Linked DNA regions of Homo sapiens: region 1 is linked to region 2. Evidence: chromatin loops called from intact Hi-C (ENCODE). Cell type or tissue: heart right ventricle. All regions are shown on one strand. Each heading gives the region's core, and the rest is flanking DNA. Links, peaks and the distances in the headings are about the cores only. Region 1 overlaps SLC2A11 (solute carrier family 2 member 11). Region 2 has its middle 30 kb from the start of GSTT2B.

Region 1 (9,845 bases), core at 976-8,975, 53 kb before region 2:
TTCCTCTTCTCCAGGTCCTTTCTGTGTGAACTCATCAAAATAGTGGGACAGCAGCATGTCCTGTGGGATGCACAGCTCCCTGTGGAATGGACTGTGGCCTGCAGCTGGGCAGCTGCTATATCCTTTTTATTTTTTTTGCGACGGAGTCTCGCTCTATCACCCAGGCTAGAGTGCAATGGCATGATCTCGGCTCACTGCAACCTCCGCCTCCCGGGTTCAAGAGATTCTCCTGCCTCAGCCTCCTGAGTAGCTGGGATTACAGGCACGTGCCACCACGCCCTGCTAAATTTTGTATTTTTAGTAGAGACGGGGTTTCACTATGTTGGTCAGGCTGGTCCCGAACCCCTGACCTCAGGTGATCCACCCGCCTCGGCCCCCTCAAGCTACTGATTACAGACACGTGTGTGTGTGTGTGTGTGTGTGTGTGCACGCGTGTGTGTAGCATGGTGGGGGGAGCACAGTGCAAGACCTTGAATTTATTTATTATTTATTTATTAGACGGGTTCAAGCGATTCTCCTGCCTCAGCCTCCCCACTACCTGGGATTACAGGTGCCTGCCACCATGCCTGGCTAATTTTTGTATTTTTAGTAGAGATGGGGTTTCACCATGTTGGCCAGGCTGGTCTCGAACTTCTGACCTCGTGATCCCCCCACCTCAGCCTCCAAAAATGCTGGGATTATAGGCGTGAGCTGCTGCACCCAGCTGCTGCTATATACTTAAGGCAGATCGGAGGAGGTATATGACTGTTCCAGCAAGGTGAATGCTAAGTGTTTTTGGCAATGTCTGTGTATTGAAATGGAGCAAAATGCACTCACTAGATTGAAGTACTTAATTATTATTAATGGATTTATTAATTCCAGTGAGGAAAATGTATATTATTGTAATTATAATTATTAGTTACAATTGGAGTTACCACTGGATCGAGTTTGTTATAATCTACTGTCATTTTTCATTCTCTAGACACAAGAGACCTAAGCTTTGGCTCATATTTTATCACCAATGTGCTGGTGACTTTGAGCAGAACACTGGCCACTTCTGGTCTTCAGTTTCCCTCTCAGTACAGTGAGCTATATGATCACAGTGAGCTCTCCTGGGTGATCTGTATGGCAGCACTTCTGAGCTCAATATGAGGAGCCAAAGCTAATGCTTCATCATGATGGAGCAGGTGACATTTCCAATGTCCCCTCCTTGGGTTGGTGTCTGTCCCATTGACCAAGGCATTGAGATATACAGCCATTCTGAGTTGTGAGAAGTGACTCTGTAATACATGGAGGAAAATATAAGGAAACTCTACTTGACTATCTATACGTCTCTTCCTTCACTCTTAAAGTCCCTGTTCTTCCTCCCTGGAGTTTTATTGAATCTGAGAAATTACATATTAGTACCTTCATTGTTGCTGTTGAGACAGGGTCTCACTCTGTCACCGAGGCTGGAGTGCAGTGGCGTGATCATGGCTCACTGCAGCCTCGTACTCTTGGGCTCTAGCAATCCTCCCACCTCAGCCTCCTGAGTAGCTGAAATTACAGGCGTGCGCCATCATGCATGGCTAATTTTTTTTTTTTTTTGAGATGGAATTTTGCTCTTGTTGCCCAGGCTGGAGTGCAATGGCGCAATCTTGGCTCACCACAACCTCTACCTCTCGGGTTCAAGCGACTCTCCTGCCTCAGTCTCGAGTAGCTGGGATTACAGGCATGTGCCACCATGCCTGGCTAATTTTGTATTTTTTTTAGTAGAGACAGGGTTTCTCCATGTTGGTCAAGCTGGTCTCAAACTCCTGACCTTAGGTGATCCACCCACCTCAGCATCCCAAAGTGCTGGGATTACAGGCGTGAGCCACCGCGCCCAGCCTAATTTTTTTTGTATTTTTTGTAGAGATAGGGTTTCATCATGTTGACCTGCCTGGTCTCCTGGGATCAGGTGATCTGCCCGCTTCAACCTCCCAAAGTGTTGGGATTAAAGGCATGAGCCACCATGCCCAGCCCAATTTTTACAGATATTTTAAAAATTATGTGTTACAACAGACGTGTAAGTGTAGGAGCTCTCATCTCATTTGACAGCAAGGATACCAGGACTCAAAGTAGTTAATGGCATACTACATACATTTGTGTGTGTGTCTAATTAAGGCTTGTTACAGTTGCAAAGAGTGGTCCCCAGGGATGGTCCCGCTGGACTGAATCACAGCCTCTCTTTCTGTGTGTTTCACTTCCCCCAAGGAAGAAGTCCCTCCTGGTGAATAACATCTTTGTGGTGTCAGCAGCAATCCTGTTTGGATTCAGCCGCAAAGCAGGCTCCTTTGAGATGATCATGCTGGGAAGACTGCTCGTGGGAGTCAATGCAGGTATGGGGTGGGGGCTTCTCATCCTGCCTCTCTATGCCTATTAATTAATAAATTCATTAATTCCTTTTATTTCATTTCTTCCTTCATTTCCTCCCTTTATTCATTCATTTATTTTTTATTTATGCCTACCTTTGTCACAAAAGGATGTAGTATAGTTTATCTTAAAGGGCTCATATAACTAGATATTTAAAGTAGGTACAGAACAATGGAAAAGTTGTGTAGGGGTGGGGGAATAAGCATCTCCAAACTTAACACTAATACAGGTCCCATGTTTGAGTAACACTCTAAGCCATGAGCTTCCTGGTAGCCAACGTGTAAAGGGATATAGGATGAGTTTTCTGATCTTCTCTCAGAAGCAGAATGGCCTGTTAGGTACTCCTCGATTTCTGGGGCTTTTCATGTGAGAGAGCAGAATTTTGAGCACATCCACCTGGGTTTTTAGGGGCTCCAACCAACAAGTCATCTCTTGACGCCCTACTGTTTATACAGCCCAGTGGTGATGTTATCTATATGATGCTATCTATATTAGTTATCTATTTGTGTGAAACAAATAACCCCAAAATTAAGTGACTTAAAATAATCAACATTTATAATCTCACAGTTTCTGTGGGCCAGGAACCCAGGAATGTCTTAGGTAGGTGGCTCTGGCTTGGGGTCTCTGACGGGGCTGTGCTCAAGCTGTCAGGGCTGCAGACATCAGAAGGGTTGGCTGGGGCTGGAGGATCCACTTCCAAGATGCTCCCTCACGTGCCATTGGCAGGAGGTCTCAGCTGCCCACTTTGGGGGGCTCTCCACAGAGCTGCTTGAGGATCTTCACAACATGGCAGCTGGCTTCTTCCAGAGTGATCTGAGGGGGTGAGGAGGGGAGGGAGAGAGAGGGAGACAGGGAGACAGAGAGAGGGCATGCACAAGGAGAAGTCCAGGTGCTTTTTATGTCCTAATTCCAGAGGTCATACACCATTATTCTGCTCATTAGAAGTGAGTTACTAAGAGTAGCCCACGATCCAGGGGAAAGGAACCAGGTCAGACTTTGTCTTCATGTCCCAAGTACCCATCAGAGAAGGAATCCCCAGCTAAATGTTTGTAGGAAGAGCAGGGGCACCTCCGAGACTCCTTGGCAATCAGCATAGCTGCCTTCCTTCCAGTTATCTTTGCCCAACTCGTAGATAGAGGGGCAGGACCTTGATGGGAGAACCCCTAGGTCAGGGAGGGCATACTGCATTCCCAGGGGCGTGACACCACAACACAGTGGCCTCTTAGCTTTTGCCATTTGTCACCCTCTGGGAGGGCGCTGGGGTGCTCTCCAGCTCTCTGTTTTCCTGAGGGCAGTGTAGGTGCCAGGGTCTTCCCTGGGGGAGCCAGGGTGAGGTGAGAGCAGCTGTAGTGATCAATGAAGGAATTGACATGAGTGCTGGGACAGCTGGTAGGCATCCAGGATGTGGTCCTACCTTCCTCCTCCCACCCCCCCGCACAGCCCCGTCAGAGTCCTTCACACTCGGGTCCCAGTGATGGGACCTAGGAAGAGCCCATGAACATGTGGTACTGTGGCCAGGGACCAGGATGGGAGCGGATCTGAGAAAGCCCTCCCTCAGAAGTTCTGAAGAGTAGAGTTGGGATCCTGTTGGCCCTTCATCAGGTGAAGCAGAACCCCTGAGTGTGGGGGGTGAGGGATCAGCCCTCAGTGCCAGGATCCAGTTGAGTGGCTGGACAGTGCTGAGTGGGGCAGGGGAGACAGGCTGGGTGTCGTGGAGTGGGGGTCCCAGCTGGTGGCTGACGTGCCTCTGCTGTGCACACGTCCAGGTGTGAGCATGAACATCCAGCCCATGTACCTGGGGGAGAGCGCCCCTAAGGAGCTCCGAGGAGCTGTGGCCATGAGCTCAGCCATCTTTACGGCTCTGGGGATCGTGATGGGACAGGTGGTCGGACTCAGGTAAGCACCCCTCCCCCACATGCATTGAGTATTTCGGAGATACCAGTAAAAGCGTTTCTTCACCTAAATGTCTCCCCTACCCACTAGTAGATTAAAGCATTATTGCTTTGCATGAAGGCATCGAATCCTCTATCCACATCTCTGCTGCCAATTCACGAAATGGGTATCAGTCAACACACTGCAATGTGAATCACCTTTTCCCATCCTCTCCAGGTCAGGGAGCAAAGAACAGGTCTTCACAGAGGAGAGGGTGAAGATTTGGGCTTTCAAAGACAAACGTGTTCCAGTCATTCCAGAAAAAAGAGGAGAAGGCAGAGCCTGGACCCTTGGGAAGAGGAGTTGCTAGGGATGAGGTGGGGCAGTGGCCCTGTCCTCTCTTGGTCCCAACCTGGGTGGGAGGGATCTTGATGTTCAGACCCAGACTTGGATAGGAAGAGGCACGGGGCAATTGCAGACTCCCTGCAGGGAGGTGTGTAGGTGGGCAGGAGAGCAGGGTGGTAGGACTCTGGCAAAGAGGCATCTGGCCTGGCCTCTCCTCTGCCTCCTTAGGGAGCTCCTAGGTGGCCCTCAGGCCTGGCCCCTGCTGCTGGCCAGCTGCCTGGTGCCCGGGGCGCTCCAGCTCGCCTCCCTGCCTCTGCTCCCTGAAAGCCCGCGCTACCTCCTCATTGACTGTGGAGACACCGAGGCCTGCCTGGCAGGTGAGTCTCTGTCCTTGGGCTCCCAGACTGCCCTTGACCAAGGGATGCATCTCCCCAGAGTATACGGGTCCCCATTTCATAGGTTTCATTTATCAAGGAAAAGCTATCCCTCTCTTTGTGCCTCAATTTCATGATCTGCCTATACCTGCCTTCAATCAGAACTCTATCAAGTGGTTGTCCTAACTGCCAGGCAGCAGAATGGATCAGACCTAGCCACTGTTACTCAAGAACTCCAGAGCGGTGCGGAGAAACACACGCGCACACACACGGTGAAACACCTGTGCAAGACCTCACCTACCCAGTGCCAACTGGGTGATGGTCATCTTATATCAGTTAACTTTGGCTACAGTAAGAATGCCTAAGGAACAATCGCAACATTTCTGCTTTAAAGCAACAATTATTTACTGCTTCTTTTATTCATGTACTTGCCTGGCTGGCTGCACAGCTCTGCTGATCTCAGCTGGGCTAGTTCACAGTGTGGGGCGGGGGAGGGGGGCAGTGGTGAGGTTCAGCTGCTGGTTGGCCGGTCTAGGCTGGTCTGGACTGGAGCCATTCAGCTTTGCTGCACTTTCTGTCCTCTCACTTTTGGTACCAACGAGTTAGCCTAGGAATAGCATGGTGATGGCAGAGAAACAAGAAAGCAAATCCAGTTGCATAAGCGCTTTCCAAACCTTTGGTTCCCTCGTGCCATTAACATTCCATTGGCCAAAGCGAGTCAGTCATACTGCCAAATCCCAAGTCAAGGGATGGGAAAATTGATGGCATATCCTCTCCCATCGCAAGGGCTGTGGATTTAAGGAGGGGTGAAGACCGGGGCCCATTAGTGTACTCTTCTCTGTCACCATGGCCGCAATTATTACTTATGTCTCTCCTCTGTGCAAAATGTGTTCAGTCCCATCCCAGGATCCCCCAAAGTCTCATCCAATCATGGCATCGGGCTTGAAGTCCCAGATCTTACGCCACATTAAGTCTATATGGGCCTTTTCTTGATCCAGAAACCTAGGATCTAGAAAGATGAGTCTTCTTCCCTTCCCACACTCAGCATGCAATGGTAAAAAGTAAGATGAGGTAACCAAAATTAATGCTCTCATTTCAAAAACGAGGAAGCAAGGCAGGCACAGTGCAGTCACTAATCTATAACAATTCTGAAGCGCCCCTAGGAAAATATGGCCATGTCCCCTGCCTTGGGGGTAGGGAGTATTCTTTGTTCAAGTTCCAGCTCTGTCCCCTACCCCCTATGAAGGGCACCCCAGGCCATGGTTCTTTTATTTTTTTTATTTTTTTTATCTTTTAGAGACAGGTTCTCGCTTGTCCAGGCTGGAGTGCTGTGGCTGTTCATAGGCATGACGCCATTGTTGATCAGCACGGAAGTTTTCTTCTTTTTTGTTCTTGTTTTTTTGGTTTTGTTTGGGACAGGGTCTCACTCTGTCGCCCAGGCTGGAGTGGTGTGATCTCAGCTCACTGCAACCTCCACCTCCCAGGCCCAATCAATTCTCCCACCTCAGCCTCCTGAGTAGCTGGGACTACTGGCCCGTGCCACCACGCTTGGCTAATTTTTTTTTATTATTGTATTTTTTGTAAAGATGGAGTTTCACCTCTTTGCCTGGGCAGGTCTCAAACTCCTGAGATCAAATGATCCTCCCCCCTTGGCCTCCCAAAGTGCGTGGATTATAGGCATGAGCCATTGTATCTGGCTAGCATGGGAGTTTTGAACTGTCCCATTTCCAACCTGGGCCAGTGCATTCCTCCTTAGGCAGCCTGGTGGTCCCTGCTCCTGGGATGTCACTATATTGATGCTGAACTTAGTGCAGACACCTGATCTGCCTAGCGTACTACAACCCAGAGCTCCTGGGCCCAGGCGATCCTCCTGTCTCAGCCTCCTGAGTAGCTGGGACTCTAGGCACACACCACTATGCGTGGCTCTCCATGCTTCTTGGGTCTACCCTCTGAGATGTTTTTCCTTTTCTTTCACCTTCCTTGATTCCTTCTGAAGAGGGCGTTGCACAATGTGCTGCTTTTGATGGTTGAGCAAATTTCTCAGCCTCCTTCCTGCCTATAGAGAGTTGGGGCAGGCTGGGCGCCAGCTCACGCCTGTAATCCCAGGGAGGCTGAGGCGGGCAGATCACGAGGTCAAGACATCAAGACCAGCCTGGCCAACATGGTGAAACCCCATCTCTACTAACAATACAAAAATTAGCTGGGTATGGTGGCACGTACCTGTAGTCCCAGCTACTAGGGAGGCTGAGGCAGGAGAATTGCTTGAACCCGAGAGGCGGAGGTTGCAGTGGCAGGAGAATTGCTTGAACCCGAGAGGCGGAGGTTGCAGTGAGCCAAGATTGTGCCAGTGCACACTGCACTCCAGCCTGGTGACAGAGTGAGACTCCATCTCAAAAAAAAAAAAAAAAAAAAGAAAAGAAAAGAAAACAAAGTTGGGGCACAGAAGTCTTTATATTTCAAATTGTCCTGGTCTTTTTTTTGTCCAAACTGGCAGAGCTTTTGCCAATACAACTTTCTCAAAAATGATGTGAATTTTCTATGTATTCGAGGTTTTTTCATGTGTCAACAAACCACGCTCACAATTATTTTTGAGACAGGCTTCTCTCCCAAGGCCTAATTGCTGGTATTTAGGGTATGTCAGGCTACCGTGAATCAACGCCCTCAAGCCTCCTAAATGCCCCCTTTTCTAGTTGTGAGGGTCTGTGAGGCACTGCTTTAAGCTATACCCTTGATTTGATCTTTACTATGAGTCCATGGCTTCCTGGCAGTGCTCTGGATTTGATCTTTGCTCACAGGCTGTTACTTAATTTGGGATTCTTTTGCTAGCTGGAGAGGATAGAGGCGAGAAAACATTTTTTGTTGTTGTTTTCAACTAACCCAGTGTTTCTGAAATATGCTACGTTTAATTAAATTTTGTTGCCTCTGAATTCTGCTTGCAAACTGGCCAGTTATTTTCTGAGCTAATTCTTCATGTCTTACAGCAAGCTTAGAATATGCATCTAACAGCAACCAGTTCATGCTTTCAACATTTGGAGTTTTCTTTGCTCAAGTCCATAAGTTCACTGAGCCCATTTTCTTTCTTCCGTGTTACTGCACTATATAACATAGCTTTTCATTTCTCCAGCCTCATCGCCGTCCTCTGCCTCGTCTTGGAACTGATACCATATTTCACAGGTCTTTGTTACGGTAGCACCAACTCCTGGTGCCAATTTATTGATCAGCTTTCTATTGCTGACTAATAGATGATCATAACATCTCGGTGGTAAAGAAACAAAAAAAGCAATTATTTAGCCTAAGCCTCTAAGTCCTCTGGGCTGGGCTGATCTAGGATGGTTCTGGCTGATGGCTCTGCTGATCTTGGTCATTCCTGCAACTGCAGCTCAGCTGGGCATTGGCTGGCTGATCTAGAATAGTCCCAGTGAGGGTGGCTTAGCTGGGCCCCTTTGGCTGTCCATGTCTTGTCATCCTCCTGGCTAGCCTGGAATGTTCTCATGAAGGCAGAAGAGCAAGTAGAAGTGAGCAAGGCCTCTTAAGGCTTAGGCTGGAACATGGTACGCCCTCACTGCAGCCTCATCCTATTGGCCGAGCCCAGAGCCAGGAGCAGGGATGTAGGCAGTACTTGCCCCTTTAGTGGGAGGAACTGCAAAATCACACAGCAAGCAGTGTGGGTGCAGGGAGGGGTGAAGAATTGGGTTTGATAATGTGCTGCAATAGTCATGTCCTGTCTGATATGTCCGCAGAACCCTGCGTTTCTTTCTAAAGCCTTTTTTCATCCATGGTGGCAACACCGCAACAGCCCTGAGAAATGTCAGGGCAAGGAAGATCATCTCCATCTGACCAGGGAGGCAAACAGAGACAGAGAGATTGAGAGAGACAGAGGCAGAGAGAGAGAAACACACACACACACAGACAGACACAGAGACAGAGAGATTGAGAGAGACAGAGGCAGAGAGAGAGAGAAACACACACACACACAGACACAGAGACAGAGAGATTGAGAGAGACAGAGGCAGAGAGAGAGAAACACACACACACACAGACACAGAGACAGAGAGATTGAGAGAGACAGAGGCAGAGAGAGAGAGAAACACACACACACACACACACACAGAGACAGAGAGATTGAGAGAGACAGAGGCAGAGAGAGAGAGAAACACACACACAGACACAGAGACAGAGAGATTGAGAGGCAGAGAGAGAAACACACACACACACAGAGACACACACAGAGACAGAGAGATTGAGAAAGACAGGCAGAGAGAGAGAGAAACACACACACACAGACACAGAGACAGAGAGATTGAGAGAGACAGAGGCAGAGAGAGAGAGAAACACACACACACACACAGACACAGAGACAGAGAGATTGAGAGGCAGAGAGAGAAACACACACACACACAGAGACACACACAGAGACAGAGAGATTGAGAGAGACAGAGGCAGAGAGAGAGACACACACACACACAGACAGACTCAGAGACAGAGAGTGAGCCAAGAAGGAAAGGAATGGTGGGATGGAGGGGGGCGTCCCTGTAGGGGGACCAAAGAGGGGCTTGGGGACGGGGAGCTCAGTACCCTCCTCCCTGGCTCAGCACTACGGCGGCTCCGGGGCTCCGGGGACTTGGCAGGGGAGCTGGAGGAGCTGGAGGAGGAGCGCGCTGCCTGCCAGGGCTGCCGTGCCCGGCGCCCATGGGAGCTGTTCCAGCATCGGGCCCTGAGGAGACAGGTGACAAGCCTCGTGGTTCTGGGCAGTGCCATGGAGCTCTGCGGGAATGACTCGGTGAGACCCCTGCCCCGCCGCACACCCTGGGCCCCGGGGGCTTGGTGTTGCAGGCCGCTGGGAGCCATGGGAGGTGGAAGGGAGCCCAGGCCTGAAAGCCA
Region 2 (9,845 bases), core at 847-8,846:
TTTCATTCCTGCATTGAGTGATCCCTGGATTATGGGGACTTCTTAAGTGAACAATGTGATGCTATGACAGCTACATAAAGGAACTAACTAGTAATCTTGGAGCATATAAATCATCAACAGGTAAAAAGGGCATAGCTTCTGCCAACTAACAAGCCTTGCCATCCTTTTTGACCAGGAGATTAGGTGTAAATCAAGGCTTTTAGAAGAAAGCATGCACTGTCACCAATGTTTTGGTCAACGATGGACCGAATATACAATGGTGTCCCCATCAGATTATAATGCCGGTGAGCCACCGCACCTGTCATCCTAGCACTTTGGTAGGCAGAGGCGGGTAGATCATTGAGCCCAGGAGTTTGAGACCAGTCTGGGCAACATGGTGAAATCCTGTCTCTACAAAAAATACAAAATAAACCAGTCATGGTGATGCGCACCTGTAGTCCCAGCTACTTAGAAGGCTGAGGTGGGAGACTCACCTGAGCCCAGGAAAGTCGAGACTGCGGTGAGCCATGATCATGCTACTGCACTCCAGCCAGGGCAACAGAGTGAGATCCTGTCTCAAAAAAAAAAAAAAAAAAAAGAAAGAAAGAAAAAAAAGATTATAATACCATATTTTTACTGTAGCTTTTCTATGTTTAGATATGTTTACATACAAAAATACTTATCATTGTGTGGGCTGGGTGGGCAGCCGATTGCGCAGTGCGGGGACTGATAGGCGAGCCAGTCTGGACCCCCATCCACTCACCCACCCCTCTGGGGCTACCTGAGGACTCTGACCACCCACCCCCCACCGCCTGGTGCCACCTGATGGAGCAAGATTGTCTAGCTTGGGGCCACCAACGCCGTAGATGAGGCTGCCAGGAAGGGGTTGGGGGCACACGAGCATCCCTCTCTGCCCTCGCCTCCCCCACTCCTCCACCCTGGCCTGCTGTGACTCCCTCCGGAGCCCGACGCGGACTTCCAGTAGTAGTCAGACGTTATCATCCTGTCATATTATGGAGCCATGTTCATCATGAATTTTTCCAAGCCCTGAATTATGCCGAACAAACATTTAAAAAAATGGAAAACTGTTTGAGACATAAACAGTTGTGCGATGTAATTTTAGTTGCTGGTGATGGCAGAATTCCAGCTCACAGATTGGTGCTCTCCTCTGGCTCAGACTATTTTGCTGCCATGTTTACTAATGATGTCAGAGAAGCAAGACAAGAAGACATAAAAATGGAAGGTGTAGAACCAAATTCATCGTGGTCCTTGATCCAATATGCTTATACAACCCGCCTTGAATTAAAAGAAGATAATACTGAGTGCCTGCTATCTACAGCTTGCCTTCTTCAGCTTTCACAGGCTGTAGAAGCATGTTGTAAATTTTTGTTTGTTTGTTTGTTTTGAGACAGAGTTTCGCTCTGCCGCCCAGTGTAGATCTCAGCTCACTGCAACCTCCGCCTCCCAGGTTCAAGCAATTCTCCTACTTCAGCCTCACGAGTAGCTGGGATTATAGGCGCCTGCCACCACGACCAGGTACTTTTTTGTATTTTTAGTAGAGACGGGGTTTCACCATGTTAGCCAGGCTGGTCTTGAACTCCTGACCTCAGGTGATCCGCCTGCCCTGGCCTCCCAAAGTGCTGGGATTACAGACGTGAGCCAGGGCACCAGGCCACATGTCATAAGTTTTTAATGAAACAGCTTCACCCATCCAGCTGTCTTGGAATTTGTTCTTTTGCTGATGCCTAAGGTTGTACAGATTTGCATAAAGTGGCTCACAATTATACTATTGAGCATTTCATGAAAGTAATCAGAAACCAGGAATTTGTATTATTACCAGCCAGCAAAATTGCAAAGTTCTTGACTAGTGATGACATGAACATTCCTGATGAGACAATATTGACTCCACTTCTTACTTGGGTCTGTCATGATTTGGAACAGAGATGGAAAGATCTAAGTAAACTTTTGGCTAATATTAGGCTACCTCTTCTTTCACCACAGTTCCTGGCAGACATGGAAAATAATGTACTTTTTTGGGATAATATAGAATGTCAGAAACTCATTATGGAAGCAATGAAGTACCATGTATTACCAGAGAGATGACCCACGTTACAAAGTCCTCAGGCAAAATCTAGGAAATCAACTGTTGGTACATTATTTGCAGTTGGGAGAATGGATTCAACAAAAGGAGCAACAAGCATTGAAAAGTATGACCTCTGTACAAATACATGAACTCCAGTAGCAAATATGAATGAGAGGAGGCTACAGTTTGGTGTCGCAGTGCTAGATGACAAACCGTATGTGGTTGGAGGAAGAGATGGACTGAAGACTTTGAATACTGTAGAGTGCTACAACCCCAAAACAAAAACAGGGAGTGTGGTGCCACCTATGTCCACACATAGACATGGCCTTGGTGTGGCTGTACTGGAAGGTCCCATGTATGCCGTAGGAGGGCATGAGGGCTGGGGCCATCTGAACACAGCGGAAATTTGGGACCCTCAGGCTCGCCAGTGGAATTTTGTTGCCACTGTGTCTACTCCTAGGAGCACAGTTGGTGTGGCAGTGCTAAGTGGAAAACTTAATGCAGTTGGTGGTGGTGATGCAAGTTCTTGTCTCAAATCAGTAGAATGTTTTGATCCTCATACTAGTGAGTGGACTGTTGGTAGAAGAGCTGAGGCAGGACTGGCTTGTCTGTCATAATGTAAAAGAGTCTTGAAAGATGTCCGGGGTCCACGGCCTAAAACCCCTCATGGCCTTTGGTACACCAAGCTCTGTGCCATAGGGTGGAAGGCTGCCCTGCCGCAACACAAATCTAAGCCCAGGGCATAAAACCCCGTGTGGCTTGGATGGAACCCAGGGCTCAGGGCATAAAACTCCTCATAGCCTCTGGAATGTGCACAGACTTGTTGGTTCCTTGCTTCTTACTCGTAAACATGTCCTCCATTATCTCAAGTAGCAGAGCATATTCTACATGCATCAAAGGAAGTGCTAAGCTGTCACAGCTACGCTTAATGCACCACTAGCTTTCTATCCCCACGTTCTCATGCCCTCACCTGTTTACCCTCACATCCTCACCACCTGCTTCTTTGTTTGATCACCAATAAATAGTGTGGGCTCCCAGAGCTCGGGGCCTTTGCAGCCTTCAATCTAGTGCCGGCCCCCCGGACCCACTTTATGCACTTTTAACTTATCTTTTCACATTCCTCTGACCCCGCCAGACTTTGTAGCCCCCACGGCCTGGTGTTAGGCCTGATCACCCCAACATGGACACTGTGTGCACGGATGTCAAAAAGGAGAGGTGGCATAGGAGTAACGACCCGGAGCGGACTGCTGTATGCTATAGGGGAACATGATGCTCTCACATCCAACTTGACTTCCAGACTCTCAGATTGTGTGGAGACATCTGATCCCAAAACAGACATGTGGACTACAGTAGAATCAATGAGCATCAGCAGAGATGCAGTGGAGGTCTGTTTACTTGTTGATAAGTTTTATGCTGTTGGGAGGTATGATGGACAGGCATACCTGAATACAGTGGAGGCTCATGATCCCAGACAAAGAGTGGACCCGGGTTGCTCCACTGTGCCTAGGAAGAGCTGGAGCTTGTGCTGTGACTGTAAAATTATAATTTAGTGCTCTGTTTTCTACATGAAGACACTCTCTTCCTTTATTAATTTAGTACAATTATTCTACCATCAATGGATGCATTTTTAGTAAACATGCATTGCCACAATCCTGGGCACAAAGTACCTGATCTCAAAGCAAAGATAGTAAAACAACGGAGGAAGGAGTGGATGGACCAGGATTAATTGCTTTCAATTCTTAGTAAATGAAAACCTGCAGCTGGTGGATTGTGAACAAACATTCCTGATGTAACATATTAGGACAGATGCACTGCTCTGGAACATAGCCCAGTGCTAGCTGGGGATCTCATTTATTCAGTCAAGCACATCTTACTCATGCGGGTGGCAAGCCACCCAGGTGCCGAGGCAAGAAACCGAGGGCACGAGCTGTTCCAGTATAATAAAATATATAAAATAAGAATAGTTATACTAGATATAGATCTTAGATATGATTATATATATATCATTAATCATTAGTTTGCAGCAATTATTCTTTATTCCAATATTATAATAATTCTTGCTCTACAATCATAACCTAGGAAAAACCAGGCCATACAGAGATAGGAGCTGAGGGAACATAGTGAGAAGTGACCAGAAGACGAGTGCGAGCTTTCTGTTATGCCCGGACAGGGCCACCAGAGGGCTCCTTTGTCCAGCAGTAGCGCCAGCATCTGGGAAGATGCCCGTTGCCAAGCAGACCCTGGTCTAGCGGTAGCGTCAGTGTCAAGGAAAAACACCTGCTACTTAGCAGACCGGGAAAGGGAGTCTCCCTTTCCCCAGGGGATTTTAGAGAAGACTCTACTCCTCCACCTCTTGTGGAGGGCCTGACATCAGTCAGGCCCGCCTGCAGTTATCCGGAGGCCTAACTGTCTCCCTGTGATGCTGTGCTTCAGTGGTCATGCTCCTAGTCCACCTTCATGTTCCATCCTGTACACCTGGCTCTGCCTTTTGGATAGCAGTAGCAAATTAGTGAAAGTACTAAAAGTCTCTGATAGCAGAAATAATGGTGTAAGCTCTCTCTCTCTTTCTCCTCTCTCTCTCTCTGCCTCGGCTGCCAGGGAGGGAAGGACCCCCTGTCCAGTGGACACATGACCCACGTGACCTTACCTATTATTGGAGATGGCTCACACTCCTTACCCTACCCCTTTGTCTTGTATCCAATAAATATCAACACAGCCTGGCATTTGGGGCCACTACCGGTTTCTGCATCTTGGTGGTAGTGGTCCCCTGGGCCCAGCTGTCTTTTCTCTTATCTCTTTGTCTTGTGTCTTTATTTCTACACTCTCTCATCTCCACACATGAGGAGAAAACTCACTGACCCTGTAGGGCTGGACCCTACATACTCATATCCAGATTTATTTTCTTACAGTGCAAACACACCAGATGGAACTTCTAAAATGTTGCTTTCTATAAGTTTATCATCTATGAGTTGCAGTAATTTGTTTGTTTGCTTGTTTGTTTAACCACAATCACTATTTTAATGATATACTAAACATAATACTATTTAGTTTTTTCAGAAACATCGGCATTGTATGTGTGTTGGTTGTGGATTTTGTTTCTAAAATTGGCTTAGTCCAATAAAGAAAGAAAAGCATTAAAGACTTAAAGCAATGATAACCAAATACAACCTTGATAAAATCTTTGAAGTCTATTTAAATATTCATTCCATTACATCTAGACTCACCAAAAACTGTATGTCATGATATTCTTAAGTCGAAGTTGAAACATGATGTTTCACATTAAATTTAAGATATGCAGCTTGGCGAGGTGGCTCATGCCTGTAATCCCAGCACTTTGGGAGGCCAAGGCAGATGGATCATGAGGTCAGGAGTTGGAGACCAGCCTGGCCAACATGATGAAACCCCATCTCTACTAAAAATGTAAAAATTAGCTGGGCATGGTAGTGCACGCCTGTAATCCCAGCTATTCAGGAGGCTGAGGCAGGAGAATTTCTTGAACCCAGGAGGCAGAGGTTGCAGTGAGCTGAGATTGTGCCACTACACTCTAGCCTGGGTGACAGAGTGAGACTCCATCTCAGGAAAAAATAAAATAAAAACAAATAAATTTAAGATATGCAAATTTAAATAGAGAAAATAAACGTTATATACCCTATAATGTTATTTCACCTAATTAGTACTTAATTATATGGATTTATTTTATATTATAAAAGATGTTTTGATTTTTTCTTTTGATATTGACAACATTGTTTGGATATTCTTATGTTGTCAAGGCTGCACCTGCCTCCCCTGCCTTATTTCTTATGTTTTGCCACAGTTAACCCATTGTGCTTCTTTGTAATCAAACGGTTTGGGGAGGGGGGAGAAAGGGCTTACTGAATGTCTAAAAAAACAAGTTTAAAGTGTTTGTTACCCAAAGTTTGGTGCATTTGTAAACTCTAATTACATATGTGAATGTTAATACCCTCAGTGAATTGTTATTGTTTGCAAAAATGCACTGGGCAGTAACATTTTGTGATAAATCCTACAATGCAAGATATAAGTAAAAGAAAATACTTATCATTGTGTTACACCATGTACATTATTCAGTATACTAACATGCTGTATGGGTTTGTAGCCTAGGAGCAGGTGGGCTACACAATATAGCCTAGGTGTGTAGTAGGCTATATCATCTAGGTCTGTGTAAGTACACTCTGTGATGTCTACACAACGACAAAAGTACCTAAAGATGCATTTCTCAGAATGCATCCCTGTCATTAAGCAATGCCTGACTGCACTGCTAACCACCTACACTGCCATCAAGTTGGGGAAAAGTCCTCCTGGATTCATGTGAATTACACCAAGATAGACCCAGATCAGCACTCTGAGGACAACTGGAAGACCCTCCCTACAGGTGACCTTAAAGTAACGATTTCCCAGACTGGTTCCCAGGCCTCAGAAGCAGATGACATTTTAAAGTAGACAGCTTTCCTCAAGATCATGGATCAAGAAACTTCACTTCCACCTGTTTTCTCACATTGGGCCTCCTTGTCCAAAAAGCAAAAACCAAAAGAACCTCTTCCTTTTAATGAAGCCTCCTTTTTCTCTGGCCATTTATTAAAAAGCTGACTGGAAATTGCTTGTCTCAATCCTGTCCTCTGATTCTCCCTCTGATCCTACACTATGGGTTCTCTTTGAGGTGGTGTCTCATTCTTAGTAACCCTTACTGTTTTCTCAACAGGTCAAAAACAGAGCTGACACCCCGTTACACCAACTCTCCAAATCTTGTCCACTTTAATTAATCTGATTACTGGTTATGTCAACATCTAGATCATGCAGAAGAACTTGAACCGATTTTCATTCCTGCCAATGCCAGGACTCGGTGGGCCAACTATGAAAACTGGGTATGTGACAGGGTGTGGCATCCACAACTGAGAAAACAACATCACTTTACTTCTTCTTTTGATGGATTAATTGGACATGGACAAACCTCTATGGAAGCTCAAGGTCTGTCCTGTGCTCAGGTAGTCATTAAATGAAGGAAATTTGCTGGGTATGGTGGCTCAAGCCTGTAATCTCAACACTTTGGCAGGCAGAGGTGGGCAGATTGCTTAAGCTCAGGAGTTGAGACCAGCTTGACCAACATGGTGAAACCCTATCTCTACACAAAACACACAAAAAATTAGTAGAGTGTGGTGGTGGGCACCTGTGGTCCCAGCTACTCAGGAGGCTGAGGTGGAAGAATCGCTTGAGCCCGGGAGGTGGAGAATGCAGTGAGCTGTGATCACACCACTGCACTTCAGCCTGGGCAACAGAGCAAGACCCTATCTTAAAAAAAAAGAAAATGTTCCCTTTGTTTTAAAAACAAGTATAGTGCTGAATGATTTATAGGTGACATAGCAAGATGATATTACAGTTGAATCCTGTGATTTGGTTCCACAGGTGGCATCCTCAAGCCTCCCATGAAGGTTATAGAAGGTTCTGGCACTGACTCTTATGGTACAAACACTTGTCATATCACTGGATGTTACAGTAAGCTCACAAGCCACCCTTGTATAATATGGGGTAGCTCATCTGCTCTCTTCATTAGGCTGCCAAACACTAGACATTAAATACGGGTAGACCAAAAATCTGGACAAACTTGGTCACATAACAAAACCAAGCCACAGACATGTCAAGGCCAAACTGCAGGCCTCCTATATTAGATATTTTGCAACCCATTCTCCTACAGACTGACAAAGACACATGGAAGATGGATGTGTGCAGATGCCTACATGATAGGTGACAAGACACCAGCCCCCAACCTGGTGGGTCATGAGTTCCACTCTGAACTTATCTGTGAACAACATTGGTCTTTTTATCTTATGTGGCAACAGATTATATAAAGGTTCTCACCTAAATGGTCAGGTCAATGTAGAATTGGATACCCAACACCTTCTATCACCAGGTGTCACTTTAAATGTCAGCCAAATTACAAACTTGGGCTCTTTTATACACAAAGTAATACCACATGAACATACTAGATATGACATCAGGGAAAACCCACTTGTATGTTACAATTCTAAGTTATTTTCAGTATTGAGATCCTTTTTTCCAGGCGTTGGAAATTATGTGACAGAAAGGGCAGTTCTAAATCTTTCCATAATAATAGAACAAGAGTTCAATATTACTCTGCAAAAATTGGTAGCACTCGGCCGGGCGCGGTGGCTCACTCCTGTAATCCCAGCACTTTGGGAGGCCGAGGCAGGTGGATCATGAGGTCAGGAGATCGAGACCATCCTGGCTAACATGGTGAAACCCCGTCTCTCCTAAAAATACAAAAAATTAGCCAGGCGTGGTTGCAGGCACCTGTAGTCCCAGCTACTCGGGAGGCTGAGGTCAGAGAATGGCCTGAATCCGGGAGGTGGAGCTTGCATTGAGCTGAGATCACGCCACTGCACTCCAGACTGGGTGACAGAGTGAAACTCCATCTCAAAAAACAAACGAAAAAAAAATTGGTAGCACTCCAATTAGAAGTTAATAGTTTAGGAATTTATGGCCCAGGTAGGGGCAGTCTCTCTTGGATCAGCAAGTCCTCAGGATGTCAAAGCAGTCCGGGCGCGGTGATCCACACCTGAAATCCTAGCACCTTGGGAGACTGAGATGGGAGACTCACTTAAGGCCAGCACTGGGCAACATGGCAAGACACCAGCTCTACAACAACAACAACAAAAAATTAAAAATTAGATGGGTGTGGTGGTACATGCCTGTAGTTCCAGCTGCTCAGGAGGCTGAGGCAGGAGGATCACTAGAGCCCAGAAGGTCAAGGCTGCAGTGAGCTATAACTGCACCACTGACTCCAGCCTTGGTGACAGAGCGAGACCCTGTCTCAAAAAACAAAACAAAATGTATGAATGAACCTAGGAAATCAATCAACCATAATAAAAAGTTTAATTAAAAGTAATGGCAAATCAGGCGTTGTGGCTCACGCCTGTAATCTCAGCACTTTGGGAGGCCAAGGCAAGTGGATCACTTGAGGCCAGGAGTTCAAGACCAGCCTGGCCAACATGGTGAAATCCTGTCTTTACTAAAAATACAAAAATTAGCTGGGCATGGTGGCCTGCACCTGTACTCCCAGCTACTTGGGAGGTTAAAGCAGGAGAATCGCTTGAAGCCAGGAGGTGGAGGTTGCAGTGAGGTGAGATTGCGCCACTGCACTCCAGCCTGGGTGACAGAGTGAGACCCTGTCTCAAATAAATAAATAAATAAATAAATAAAATAAAAGTAATGGCAAAAACCATGATTACTTTTAGACCAACCTAATATAATTGCACCACTGCACTCCAGCCTGGCAGAGTGAGACCCTGTCTCTACAAAAATGTAAAATAAACTTAAAAAATGTCAAAGCGTGATAAAGTACAGGACATAAAGACCATGATTAATCTAACACCCATCACTCCAATCTTTGCCTCTGTTCTGGCATTCCCCTATGTGTCTTCGCATCACCCTCCTTCTGGGTGACTCCTTTATGTTGTATTTTTTTGTTTTGTTTGGGTTTTTTTGTTAGTTTGTTTTGAGACAGAGTCTTGCTCTGTTGCCCAGGCTGGAGTGTAGTGGTGTGATCTTGGCTCACTGTTACCTCTGCCTCCCAAGTTCGTACCTCAGCCTCCCGAGTAGTTGGGATTACAGGCATGCGCCACCATGCCCTGCTAATTTTTGTATTTTTAGTAGAGACGGGGTTTTGCCATGTTGGCCAGGCTGGTCTCAGACTCCTGGCTCAAGTGACCTGCCCACCTCAGCCTCCTAAAGTGTTGGGAATACAGGCATA

Evidence for each region. Hi-C counts contacts between places; a loop is a spot of excess contacts. Peaks named below come from ENCODE experiments on the same cell type or tissue, not always from the same donor. Only the 100,000 strongest peaks of a DNase experiment are listed, where the experiment ranks them.
Region 1: it touches region 2 in a loop (6-fold over the local background); 4 of 110 quality-filtered maps call a loop at or near these places.

The regions. Positions count from the first base shown.
Region 1 is chr22:23,872,903-23,882,747 of GRCh38, forward strand. It overlaps SLC2A11 (solute carrier family 2 member 11), which reads left to right. Exons shown (of 12, transcript NM_001024939.4): 4 at 2,215-2,339; 5 at 4,140-4,269; 6 at 4,819-4,967; 7 at 9,557-9,744. It also overlaps the pseudogene RN7SL268P. Among named protein-coding and RNA genes, the nearest start is that of MIF, 17 kb to the right of the region's middle. In heart right ventricle, for the core only: no CTCF peak of the experiment used is centred there; a DNase peak (open chromatin) is centred at 5,509; H3K27ac peaks cover 1,172 bases.
Region 2 is chr22:23,925,971-23,935,815 of GRCh38, forward strand. It overlaps the pseudogene KLHL5P1. Among named protein-coding and RNA genes, the nearest start is that of GSTT2B, 30 kb to the right of the region's middle. In heart right ventricle, for the core only: a CTCF peak has its summit at 4,237 (motif pointing right); a DNase peak (open chromatin) is centred at 4,266.